3 separate regions of the Homo sapiens genome follow, and regions 2 and 3 are each linked to region 1. Evidence: chromatin contacts called from ENCODE Hi-C or POLR2A ChIA-PET data. All regions are on one chromosome and are shown on one strand. The core of a region is the stretch at or near the end of the contact, and the rest is flanking DNA. Distances in the headings are between cores, read along the strand shown.

Region 1 (4,188 bases), core at 1,130-3,629:
TACACTGTGGAATACTATGCAGCCATAAAAAAGGAACAAGATCATGTCCTTTGCAGGGACGTGGATGGAATTGGAAGCCATTATCCTCAGCAAACTAACAGAGAAACAGAAAACCAAACACCGCATGTTACCACTTATAAGTGGGAGCTGAATGAGGAGAGCACATACACCACTGGGGTCTGTCGGAGCGTAGAGGGAGGTGGGAAGAGGGAGAGCATCAGGAAGAATAGCTAATGGATGCTGGGCTTAACACTTGGGTGATGGGATGATGTGTGCGACAAACCACCATGGCACACATTTACCTATGTAACAAACCACATCCTGCTCATATACCCCTGATCTTAAAAGTTGGAAATTAAAAACAAACAAACAAAAAACCTGCCTAAGGTGATACAGTTAGAAAGTGATAAAACAAAGATCCTCCCTCCAAAGCAGAAGTGCTGAATGGTGGAACTGAGCACAGAAATACAGAGTAGCAGAAGGGGCCGTAAGATTGGAAAGTTGAGGCTGGGCCAGATTCTGAAGGGCCTGGAGTACCAGAATGAAGAGATTGGGCCTTATTTTGTAGGCGTGGATGAAGAGCATCCATTGTAGGCTGTGTAGTGGGCAAGTGGCATGATCAGCACTGTGATTTTGGAAAGTGCACTTGGTTAGATAGATGGACTAGACTGGATAACAGTTCGTAACATTCATTTATTCATTTATTTTAATAATCGTGTCAGTCGCTATACTAGGTACTGGAGTTATAATGACAAGCAAAAACAGACAAAACCCTAGCCCACATGAAAGAACTTGACAAAGAAATCAAATAAGCACACAAATAAGTGTAGAAACGGAACCACTGAGTGGCAAGTACATGGTGCTGAGATCACTCGGTCACCAGGATTTGACCTACGATGGGGACCGACCTAGACCTCCCTGCTGAGAACTGGACATCCATTGACCCCGGTTCTAGGCGACCCACTGTGAGCTAGGGCAAGGCAACTGCCTCTCTGCACCTCAGTTTCCCCATTTATGAAGAAAGAGGCACTAGATAATTCAATTTTCCTCCAACTCTAATGATCTGGGGTTTTTTTCTCCAAAGACCACAGATCTGTATCCCACTACAAGGGTACTAACTGGTACCCAGTACCTTGACATTAGAGGAGTAATTCCGCCATCGCCTCTCCCTACCGGGAAGAGTCGGTCGGTTCCCCGTTGTCAGGGCAACCGCCTGGCCACCGCCCCTCGTCTCCTTTCCCGCGGCTCATCTGCGGAAACTCAGGAGCTACTCCAGCAATTACGTCACTATCATGCGTCCCATTTGCCAGGTTATAACATGGCTACCGCAGCAACACCCCACCCAGGCTTCTCACTAAATTTCCCAACCTGACCACCTCTTCGGCCCACTCCACCTCAGGAAAAGGAGGAACATTAGCGCTGGTACAGCCGCCAAGACTTCCGGAAGCTCCATCAATCACTTAGCTCCCCTGGTCTCTCGGGTAGGCATCCGCCCACCGCCCCCATCGTCACTTCCGTCGGCCGACAGCACCCAAGATTGACAGGCGCGGACGTCCAATCAGATGCGGGCCCAGCCCCAAAGCCGAGACGAGGGGCGGGTTTGAGAGCGGAAAGCCCCACCCCTTGCCTGAGTGTGACGTCAGAATCACCATGGCCAGCTATCCTTACCGGCAGGTGAGTGTGTGAGGGGCCCGCGAATCCAGGTAGCGGCGGTGCCAGGCGCAGGCCCGACGTCCCCCTGCTCTTTCTCCCCGCTTTCTCCGCGCCCTTCCCACGATGGGTTCGCTTCAGCGAGGCCTTGCGCTGTAGAGAACCGAAAAGGGACCGTCGGTCGCGCCCTGCTCACGTCATGAAGGACCGCACATTCGCGAGGTCGTGTCGCGCCCCCTTGACGTCGCTCACTCGAGGATTTGGGGACCTTGGACCCCACAGGTCCAGGCTGGCGCTGGCCTGGGCTCCACAGCCTCCCAAGGCCCTCATGGGGGCCTTGGGCGGGGGCATCAGCCATGACCGGAGGTTTAGAGTTCTGGTTCCGCCGATCTCATTTGGGGCGTCGGATAAAAATCCAGGCTTCCGGACCCACCCCACACTGCATCAGAGTCATCAGGAAACTCTGGTTGTAGCAGGCGCCACAAGTGAGCTGGTTTGACCACTGACTTAGTTCAACACCGCCATTTCGCGTGTAGAAAAGTGAACCCCGAGAAGACACAGAACTTACCTGAAGTCACCAGGCAGTTAGGCAGCAGGGCCGAGGTCAGAACCCGGGCTATCTTCAGATGCCTCTTCCCCAGCGTATCTTGATTCAGTCAGGAATACCGCAGCAAGGTGATTCTGTGGCCAGAATTCTTTGTTGGGTGATAGTAGGGTGTTGAAGTGCACTTTGGTGTCAGAGGTAGGTTCATATCTTAGCTCTACCACCTAAATAGTTGTGAGCCCTTGAGCAAGCTGTTTTGCCTTTCTGAGTCCAAGTTTCCGCCTGTAAAATAGGGCCGAATAATAGGATCTGCCTCATAAAGCTGTTGTGGAGAGTCAGGAGGTGATGCTTACGAAGCGTTTGGTACATAGTGAGGTGTAACATGTGTTGCCCTTTAGCATTTTGATTTTTAGTAGACTTCTAAAAGGCCAGTGCCCGGAGGGTCCTCAAAATAGAGCCCTCATTTTACAGAGGAGGAAATGAAGCCCACAGAGGGCTGCGATCACACAGTTATTTAGGAGATGAAATCCATAAACGAAATGTGGGAAAACAAGATCAATTGGTATATTACACAGTGCTCAACTGAGTTTAGTCACAGGCCAAAAGATGTAACAGTCCTTCCAGGGAGTGCAGTCTTGTGCGGGTTACACAGTGTTTGGACCTCCATTATCCTAATCATGAAGTCCCTATCGGCATGCAGGTATTATTACCCCTAATTAACTGCTGAGGAGCAAACCCAAAGAGGTTAAGTGGCTTCCCAAAAGTCACACGTAGTAAGTGAGGGTGAGGCCATGACCAGAGCTTAGGACTTCTCTTATTGCATCCTTAGAGAGAGGTAGGAAAGAGAGAGGCCAGTGCGGGCTGGAGTTAGGAAGTGTAGCATAGCAGTTGCTTCCTAAAGTCCATTCCATTTGCTGAGTCTTGGGAGGTTTTAATAGATATTGTTAATATAGGAGGATTCTGTAGTTAACTAAAGTTTTGGAAATACTCTTAAGTATAGCTGAATAAGTTTATTGACCACAAGCTATTTCAGAATCCTTAATTTGCTAATGTACATTGTAAATCATCCAGAAAGGAATATAATATGCAGTATTTCTTAAACATATCTAACCATAGAAACTCCGCCTCCCGGCTTTCTTTTCAGATGTCTGGTCACTTTTTTGACTCTAGTATTTCTGAGGAACACAGGCTGAAAAAACATTCATAGCGCCTTGTTTCCCAGTGGCTGGTCTTCTGCCTCAGAATCAGCTGAGAGCTTGTTTAAGAAAGCACACTTTTGGGTCCCACTTCAGACCTGTTCTGTACCCAGGAATCTACATGCTAATAAGCATTAGGGACAATTGGTGTGCATCCTAAAAGCAGTGACAGGTTAGAGAGAACTGTGCTAGAATTCTAGCTGTATTACTTAATAGTTATATACCCCTGGACAAACTAAGGGCTCTGAGCCTCAGCTTCCTCACCTGTATAAAGGGAGAAATAATACCTGTGAAAAGGGCTAAAATGAGGTTAAAATGCAGGGAGCCTGGCGTGTTGCTAGTGCCTAGTACATGCCAGTGTCTGGTGGCAGCTCTTGCTGCCGTGACTGCTCTCATGATGCCATGCTGCCTGGGCTATTCCTGGAGTGAAATACTGAAAAGGAGCACAGAGAGAAGAGTCTGGAATAGAAAAAGAAATGTTGTTTTTTTTTCCTACCATACCCTTGTCCGCCTCCTGGTCTCAGGTGTTCTAAGAAAGGAAACGAGTTGTTTTAAAGCATCTCAGTCAGTGCTGCCTCCCCTCCACCCACTACATAGCTTTGGAGGATTCCAGCCTATTGTTAGGAGTCAGAATTCCTGTAATTTTCCACTGCTTCCAGTCCAGGGTACCCAAGCAGGGACTGGGTATTGGAGTAGTAAAATTCAAGCACCCTTTGGTCCTATGGGGGAACGAGCTTGGTGGATTTCAGTGCTTAAGAGCTTAGTTTTTGAGGCCAGAGAGAGTTGATTTCAAATCCC
Region 2 (4,188 bases), core at 815-3,314, 1.5 Mb before region 1:
CATCAGTAAATACATGTTGAATAATGAAGTCACTGTTTCATCCATCATCAAGCCTTTTTTTTTTTCATTTCATTTCAAATGCTTCAATAATTTAGACTCTGCCCTGTTCACTTTCCCCACCCCCTCATTAGGGGTGCACGTCAGTATATCAGTTGGGATTCTCTGGGTTGCAAAGTGACAATGCACTACTGTTAAACTGGCTTATGCAATAAGATGGACCATCTCACATATCCTGAAGTCCAGACTCTGCATCAGAATAAAAGCTTCTCTTCCCTAGGACTCTCTTGGCCTTGCCCTCCCTTCTGTATTTGCTGCATCCTCAGACTGGGAGCAAGATGGCTGTTGCAATTCCAAGCATTGCCACCAAACATATCCCAGCAAAGGGGGCAGACTGTTTTGCAAAGTAAAGAGACCATTTCCTGAAAACCCCTCTCTGCCATAGGCTTCCCCTTTAGTTTTTCAGGCTGGACCTGCCCAAACCGTCACTGGCAAGAGGAATGAGACCACCATAATGGACTTGGACCAAACAAGACTCACTCCATGAGACCACCATAATGGACTTGGACCAAACAAGACTCACTCCTGGAAATGGGCTGGGGTCAGCCTTCCTTGGGTCACTTGGGGAAGGGGGCCACCTGACCAAAATCAGGGCTCTGCCCATAAGAAAATGTTGAGAAACTGCTGTTGCATGAGCAACCAACTATTTTTCTCGCAATGATGGAGATTCTGGGCCAGATGAGGGTGTGATGGAGAAAGTGTTAACCATAGAGAACTAAACTGAGAGCTTTTTCATAAACTGTACCTCAATAAAGTTTAACACCAATGAAGATATTTCTGGAGGAGGCAGAAACTGGTAGCCACCCTCTATGGCTCATTTCCCTCACCCCCGTATCCAACCATCACCAAATGTCACCGTGTCTGTACTTGCAATACCCTAGTCTTCTCTCCTTACCCACTGCTGAGGCCCCAGTTCGGGTCTCACCTCCTGCAGGCACGATGACAACAGCACCTTAGGGGTGCCCAGTCTTTCCTTCCTCCTGCAACCCAGGGCGTTGATGCGGTTATTCAGCTACACACCTTTACTGTGTGCTGAGTGCTGTGCATCCGCAGACACATTGGAAAAGCTCCCTGTCTTCTTCACCTTGCAGATGGTATAATGATTATCTCCAAGACTTCCTGAAACCCAATCGGACCAGGTCATTCCCTTGCCTGAAAGCCCCATGCCTTCAAGAAATTCTTTACCATGACCCACAATGCCCTCCAGCCCACCCAGGCTCCTTCTCCACCCCACCCCCAACAGTACAGAATTACTAGCACTTCCTTCACTGCGCCCTCCCCTTTCACGCCTCTATGCTTTTGCACAGGCTGTCTCCTCTGCCTAGAAATCCCTTATCCCCTCTCCATCTGGCACACAAGACAAGTTCTCCTATTACTTTTTCTCCCTCTCTCCTGCTCCACCCCTCACCGCCTTACACACACACACACACACACACACACACACACACAAATACAGCACTCCAGAATTGTTTGCCAATGGAGGCAGCCTCCGGGGCCAGATGTTAGCCAGGGCTTTCCAAACTTCTCCCCAAGCACTCCTTAAGAAAGTGAAGAGGAAATGGGACCCCAGGGCTTAGGAGTGTGAGGGCCTTGAACTCGCTCTAAGCAAGCAGGGCATTTCAAGAGTTTTATCTTTATATTTTATGCAGAAGTTGTATTCCAAATATATTCTTGTTCGTTTTAATACAAAATATGATTTTTTCTACATCTTCAAATCGATGATCCAGAAAGATGCTCCTTGTTTATTTGTTGTGCTCTCAAATTAGCTGCTCCGCCTCGCCGCGGGGACCCTAAGCGAGACCTGGATGCAGTTCCAAGTACACACCCCGAAGGAACAGCTGGGCTTCGCTTCCCTGGGAGCTGGAGGATGGTGGGGGTGGGGCGGGGTCAACCGGCTGGTGGCCCCGCCCCTCCCCCGCCCGCTGCGGGGGCGGAGTTGCTTGGGTCCCGCCCACGGGGGCGGGGAGGCAGCCGCGGCCACCGGCAGCTCGGATTCGGCTGGTTCCGGGTTGAGAGGCTGCGCTGGACCGAAGCGGTGGCTGCTAAGCTCGCGGGGGTAAGGGGTCGCGCTGGGCCAGGGTTTGGGGCCGGGATCCGGCAGCTGAGCGGGCCGGCACCCCTCCTCTTCTCTGCCGGTCACAGCCAATGTACGGCTCGGCCTGGCTGCCCCCTCCCCCAGGATTCCCCATCCCCAGCTTCTCGCCCTCCCCGCACCGCCCCCACCCCGGGATTTCGACCCCCTTAAGGGCTCCACCCCGCTCCGGGATCCCCTTCTCCCAGCTCCTATCCCTTAGGACTGCCCCGCCCCCTAGAACCTCCCCGTCAGGATCTCCGTCCCTCAGCCGCTCACAGCCTCCTCCCAGCGCCCATCGCCTTGAGCTGCCCACTACCTCTAGACTGCCCTCCCGGGCTGGCGTCCCACGGAGTCTCAGCCGCGCACCCCTTCCTCGCGTTACCCTCCTTCCGGACAGCACCCCCTCCCTTCTCCGGTAGCTCCTACCCCTGCCTGTGCGGGCCTCGTCCCCGCGCCCAGCCCTCGGTGCTGCCTCCGACAGCGCCGCGCTCTCTCAGCCGCCCCCCTGCCCCTCGGGCCCCCCTCTCTGCTGCCCCTGGCGCCATGGCGTGCAGCCTCAAGGACGAGCTGCTGTGCTCCATCTGCCTGAGCATCTACCAGGACCCGGTGAGCCTGGGCTGCGAGCATTACTTCTGCCGCCGCTGCATCACGGAGCACTGGGTGCGGCAGGAGGCGCAGGGCGCCCGCGACTGCCCCGAGTGCCGGCGCACGTTCGCCGAGCCCGCGCTGGCGCCCAGCCTCAAGCTGGCCAACATCGTGGAGCGCTACAGCTCCTTCCCGCTGGACGCCATCCTCAACGCGCGCCGCGCCGCGCGACCCTGCCAGGCGCACGACAAGGTCAAGCTCTTCTGCCTCACGGACCGCGCGCTTCTCTGCTTCTTCTGCGACGAGCCTGCACTGCACGAGCAGCATCAGGTCACCGGCATCGACGACGCCTTCGACGAGCTGCAGGTGCGCTACCCGGCCTGCCTGGGGAAGGGGCGGGGCCGGGCTGGAGGTGGGGCCGGGCGGGGGGTGGGGTCAGGGCTGGACCGCGGGCCAGGCCCAGTCAGAATGGTCCTGGGGCGGGGCCGCCAGCAAGGTCAGGGCCCTATCAGGAGTAACGCGGGGCAGGGAGGGGCGGGGCCGCCGCATGGCGGGGCCGTGGGGGCGGGGCCTTGGGCAGTCCGGACCCTGAGGGATCTGAGACAGACCTGGAGTACCGGCTGGTCCGCGGTTAGGGAGAAGTCGGGGATGCGGATGGGATGGCGGAAACAAGTGAGATCAGAACTGGACCAGATACTGGGCTGGGGCAGGGTTGTGGACGAACCGGAATCAGAGTTGGGCAAAGGCAGGGCCACTGTCAGACTGAGGGCGAGGTCGCGAGGATGGGTCTGTATTAAACCGGGTAGCTGAGCTCTGGCAGGCTGGGGGTTCTGTGGGGGCGGAGACCGGATCAGATGTGCATCAGGACTAAGAGGAGTACGGGGGCTAGAATGTGCTGGACAGGTGAGGGTGAAACCTAATAGAGTGGTATAAGTTAGGGTGCCAAAGTGCTGAGAGGGCAGGTTTGAGTACCGAGGGTTAGGCCAAGGTGTATGAGGGGTTAAGACTGAGATCAGGTCCGGATACTCTACAACAAGTTTAGATTTAAGCCAGAGTAGAGGCCAGGTTGAGTGGGGCCAGGACTTAAAGGTAAAGATTTGGAGAATAAGGCCCAGATGTAAGGTGATTCAAGAAGGGAGGGGCTAGACCTCTAGGAGTCTCTAGAGGTTTTTGATGACCTCTTTGGCTCTGTCCCCCACATCAGGACTTTTGAAGACTAAGTGAAACGGTACATGCAGAGTGACCTGAGCATAGTTGGCATAGAACTCTAATCGGTCTCCCTTAAGACTTCCTGTCTTCACTGACAAACTCCTACTCAACTTTTATTGAGCCTTGCTCAAATATCCTCTCCGTGAAGCCTTCTCCAAGTTCCACTGGTCAAACAAACAAACAAACAAACAAAAACATTAGAACTGCATTTCCCCAAATGCTCTCTATTAATAAGTGTGGGAAATATAGTATATTTTTTATAC
Region 3 (4,188 bases), core at 734-3,233, 1.2 Mb before region 1:
CGGCCTCGGCCTCCCCAAGTGCTGGGATTACAGGCGTGAGCCACCATGTCTGGCCATATCCCTTCATTTTTAAGGGAAGAATATTTTTCCGATCTTCTAATTCTATTTCTTAGTTCCTCTACACCCCATCCTTTCTGTGACCCCATTCTGTCCTTCCACATCTCTCTCACCTGTCCACCCCCTTCTTCACACTTCAGTTTACCACCCCCTCTCTGTTCTCGAACCTCCTGGTTGCAACCTCAGAAACTGGTTCCCTTTCTATTTTTATCTCACCTCAGAAAACCTACTGCCTTCGAGCACAAAGCCTTACTTTATTGAGGCCACTAAAACTGCAACACCAGATGCAAGCCCACATCCTCTTTCAAGCTCTAAAGTCAAGACCATTACCAAGCAGGGTCTGACAGGTACAGCCAAGAGCAGAGATTATTTCCAGTGGACAAGACTTCCCCCTGGCCTTTGATTTCCAACCTTTCCCAAATGCAATACATGTGAAGCACACAGCACGAAACGCACTCAGCAGGCTTTATCACTCCATAAAAAATAGGCACAACATTTACAAAAAATCAAAAAGAACTGAAATTATCTGTAACAGTTTTGCAAATTCCTTCGAAGTAACTAAAAACACTGCAGGACGGAAAAAACAACCCAGGGCTGCAAATCTTTGCTTTAGGTAACATTTCACTAGATGAGGGTGCCAGGATTCTCCTCCCACATGGACACAGAGAACAGATGCGCTAAGCTGCAGCAACAGGTTTCTTTTCAAAAAGAAAATGTGCTTTAAAACACTTCAGGCAGGTCTGGTAGAGCTTGGAGTCCCTAATAAATACACAAAACACCGGAGATCAGGTTAGGGCAGGCCGTGGGCAATTCAACCACTTCTAGGACCTTTCCAGGGCCCACTGAGGTAATAACTGCTTTCCCTCTTGCCCTGGAAGTAACTGGTGACGCCGCCTCCAGCCCTTGAGGAGCCGGAGAAAGGGTGGCCCAGGCCCAACCTTTGGAGGATACTGCCTTGGCTCTCTCTCACAAATGCAACGGCCCGGGACGGTGTCGCCTTCCAGGAAGGGCCTTTGCGTCTCCCTCCCCCGGGGACACCGCGAATTCCCGCCTCCCGGCGGAAAGCGGGAGAAGCGAGAGTTTTCTCCCCGCCCCTCCCCCAGTAGGGGCAAACCCGCCCCTCAGCAGGCCTGTGCTGTGCGCTCCTCTCCCGGGGACCACCGTCCTCAGATCTCCCCAGGGAATGGGTCGTCCTCTTCCTGCCCCCACCCGCGAGACGCGGCAGAAAAGCCCGCGGCTATCTTCCCGCCAGCAACAGCCTCCCGCCGAGCCGGCCGGGACAGAGGCGGCCCCCACCCCCACTGGGCAGGGGACTGCAGACGGCGCTCCCCGACTCTCAAGACGACCAGGGAGCTTCCCTTTTCCTCAGCGGGGTGAGGGGCATCTGTCGCCCGCCGACTTGGAGGTGGAGGGGCAGGGACATTCCCTCGCCATCACCTCAGGAGCTAGAACGCGCCCTTCTCGCAGCAGGGCGTGGGCCTCCCAATCCCTCCAAGGGGCGGACGGCGTGCGCAACCCCCTGGAGAAGCAACAGGCGCCCCCATCCCCCTCCAAGCCGGGTAACGCCGACCCCCTCGTCCCTCCCGCTCTTCACCTCCGGAAGCCGGGCCAAAGCCTGGGCGAACGACTGCGCCTCACTCCGCCCCCTGCGCCATTTTATCGCCCCCTCCCCGACCTCCCCTACCCCGAGTCAGCCGGGCCAACACCAGGGGGAGGGCAAACCAGCAGTGATTGGCAGGAAACCGTCCCGCCTCTAGGAGGGTTGTGCCCCGCTCAGGCGCCTCAGCCCCGCCCTCCGCACCGCCCACCGTGCCCACTGGCTCCACCTTTTCCCGTCTCATCGACCTGCTCGACTCTCTGCTGCTCCTCACTTTTTCCGGCCGCTGCCGGAGGGGTCCAGGCCGAGTAAGCGGAGCGCCGAGCCCAGCTGATGCAACCTGGCTGGACTCGCGTGACAGTTCCCGGCACGCGGCGGCGACGGTGACCCAGGAAGGGGCTCTGGTGCCGGGCTGAGCGGGGGAAGCAGGGGTAGCGGAGCCATGGGGGACGCTCCCAGCCCTGAAGAGAAACTGCACCTTATCACCCGGAACCTGCAGGTCAGGCCTGGGGGTTGGAAATGCGCCGTTGGGGATTAGGAGCCCGAGGTTCAGTGATTTTGAGCCCCATTACGGGGTTCTAAGTATGTGGGGCCGGGGACTCGGCGCTGGCGCAGCTCTGAGAGAGCCTGTAGATCTCACTGCTGGTCGGTCAGTCAATCAAGCAGCCCTTCCCTGGGTTCCCCAGAAATCACAGTGGGCTCACCTCTTGCGTCCAGTTGTCTTGTGTTGGAGCCAAACTTTGAATCCAGGACTCCCATTCCACCCCCCTATTAAGTGCCAGACGTGGTGCTTAGTCGCTGGGGATACGTCAAGGGCCTGCCAGAGCTTGTCTGAAGGGGATCAGACGTTAAAAATGACCCATTACGGTTCAAGTAAGTACTGGAAGATGCTATACTGGGAGCTTTAAAGGGAAAGAGAGAAGGGAAGGCTTCCCTGAGGAAGTGACCTCCAAACTGCGCCTTGAAGGAAATGGATCCCCCCCCCTCACTCCACAAATGTTCCGTTTGTTACCAAGAACTACAGGAGTAGAAGTGAACCAGAGGAAGAATGGAAGAATAAGGAGGGAGAGCATTTCAGATGGAGGAAACAGAAATTGTGGCAAATTTAGCTGGAGTGGAGTGAGCAAAGTTATGAGGAAGCACTTAAATATTTATATTGCTTACCCCTTAACTTTTTCAGGCTTCTGACTGTTGTCACCTTATCAGCGACGCATGATTTCCGACCACTTTATTTAAATAACAAACCCTCTGGCACCAGAACTGCCCCATACCTTGCTCTGCCTTTTTTTTGTTATTGTTTCTACATAGTATACATTTTATTTATTTGTTTAAGAGAGGTAGGCAGGGACCAAGTCACGGGAGCCTTGCAGGCCTTATTCTGTTCAATTTTAAATTGGGCTTCCTTCTAAGAGTAGTGATAAATCAGTTGGGCCACACAGCCTGTTCTGTTTTTTCTTTTTAGAGATGTACTTCACATACTATAAAATTCACCCTTTTAAAGTGCACAATTCAGTGGGTTTTAGTATGTTCACAAGGTTGTGCAACCATCACACTATCTTTTTTTTTTTTTTTTTTTTTGAGGCGGAGTCTCGCTCTGTCGCCCAGGCTGGAGTGCAGTGGCCCAATCTCGGCTCATTGCAACCTCCGCCTCCCAGGTTCACGCCATTCTCCTGCCTCAGCCTCCCGAGTAGCTGGGACTACAGGTGACCGCCCCCACGCCCGGCTAATTTTTTGTATTTTTAGTAGAGACGGGGTTTCACCGTGTTAGCCAGGGTGGTCTCGATCTCCTGACCTCGTGATCCACCCTCCTTGGCCTCCCAGAGTGCTGGGATTACAGGCGTGAGCCACGGCTCCCGGCCACAACCATCACACTATCTAATAAAACTTGCACCCGTTAGCAGACGCTACCTATTACCCACTACTCCTAGCCTTAGAGAAACACTAATCTACTCTCTGTCTCCAGGTATTTGCGTATTCTGGGCATTTCCTGTAACTAGAATCATACAATATGTTTGTTGTGTCTGACTTTTTGCACTTAGCATAATGTTTTCAAAGTTCATGCATGTATTTGCACCTAGCAGAACGTCATTCCTTTTTATGGTTGAATGATACTCTGTTGTATGGATATACATTTTGTTTATCCGTTCATCAGTTGATGGACATTTGGGTTATTCCATTTACAACTTAGTCTTAACCAAAGGTTTTTGCACGCTTCCCCTAGCTAGATTCTTTGTTTCCTATTCTCTCTCCATAAAATAGTGCTGGTTGGAGACTAAAAATACACAAAACTATTAGAATTGACTCAATTGGGTTTTTTGTTTTGGGGATTTTTTTTCTGGAACGGAGTTTATCTCTTGTCGGCCAGGCTGGAGTGCAATGGCACAATCTCAGCTCACTGCAACCTCTGCCTCCTGGGCTCAAGTGATTCTCCTGCCTCAGCCTCCTGAGTAGCTGGGATTACAGACGTGCACCACCACGCCGGGCTAATTTTTGTATTTTTAGTAGAGACGGGGTTTCACCATGCTGGCCAGGCT

What was found. A loop is a pair of places that touch in the nucleus more often than their neighbours do. ChIA-PET counts read pairs that join two places held with the same protein, here RNA polymerase II (POLR2A). Pooled maps may share reads with other maps.
Region 2: a loop to region 1 is called in a map of CD4-positive, alpha-beta T cell, with 4 times the contacts of the local background. The contact joins the promoter of TRIM62 here to the promoter of PEF1-AS1 in region 1. A Hi-C loop is called at or near these places in 1 of 168 maps with a recorded cell type or tissue (CD4-positive, alpha-beta T cell) and 8 of 50 pooled maps. POLR2A ChIA-PET finds 5 or more read pairs at or near these places in 1 of 52 experiments (CD4-positive, alpha-beta T cell).
Region 3: a loop to region 1 is called in a map of CD4-positive, alpha-beta T cell, with 8 times the contacts of the local background. The contact joins the promoter of YARS1 here to the promoter of PEF1-AS1 in region 1. A Hi-C loop is called at or near these places in 3 of 168 maps with a recorded cell type or tissue (B cell, CD4-positive, alpha-beta T cell and naive thymus-derived CD4-positive, alpha-beta T cell) and 11 of 50 pooled maps.

What each region holds. Positions count from the first base shown.
Region 1 is chr1:31,642,327-31,646,514 of GRCh38, reverse strand. PEF1-AS1 (PEF1 and COL16A1 antisense RNA 1) reads right to left here and starts at 2,379. Exons shown (of 6, transcript NR_184313.1): 1 at 2,219-2,379; 2 at 1,669-1,803. It overlaps PEF1 (penta-EF-hand domain containing 1), which reads left to right and starts at 1,639. Exons shown (of 5, transcript NM_012392.4): 1 at 1,639-1,674. The coding sequence starts at 1,651. RefSeq lists enhancers at 1,170-1,509, 1,750-1,819, 1,139-1,909.
Region 2 is chr1:33,179,919-33,184,106 of GRCh38, reverse strand. TRIM62 (tripartite motif containing 62) reads left to right here and starts at 2,064. Exons shown (of 5, transcript NM_018207.3): 1 at 2,064-3,082. The coding sequence starts at 2,675. It also overlaps a transcript of ZNF362 not described here. RefSeq lists silencers at 1,890-2,199, 2,430-2,499, 3,090-3,289 and an enhancer at 3,372-3,541.
Region 3 is chr1:32,815,153-32,819,340 of GRCh38, reverse strand. YARS1 (tyrosyl-tRNA synthetase 1) reads left to right here and starts at 1,983. Exons shown (of 13, transcript NM_003680.4): 1 at 1,983-2,153. The coding sequence starts at 2,097. S100PBP (S100P binding protein) reads right to left here and starts at 1,688. Exons shown (of 7, transcript NM_022753.4): 1 at 1,652-1,688. RefSeq lists enhancers at 732-841, 1,275-1,444, 1,812-2,121, 1,870-2,369, 2,370-2,871 and 2 more.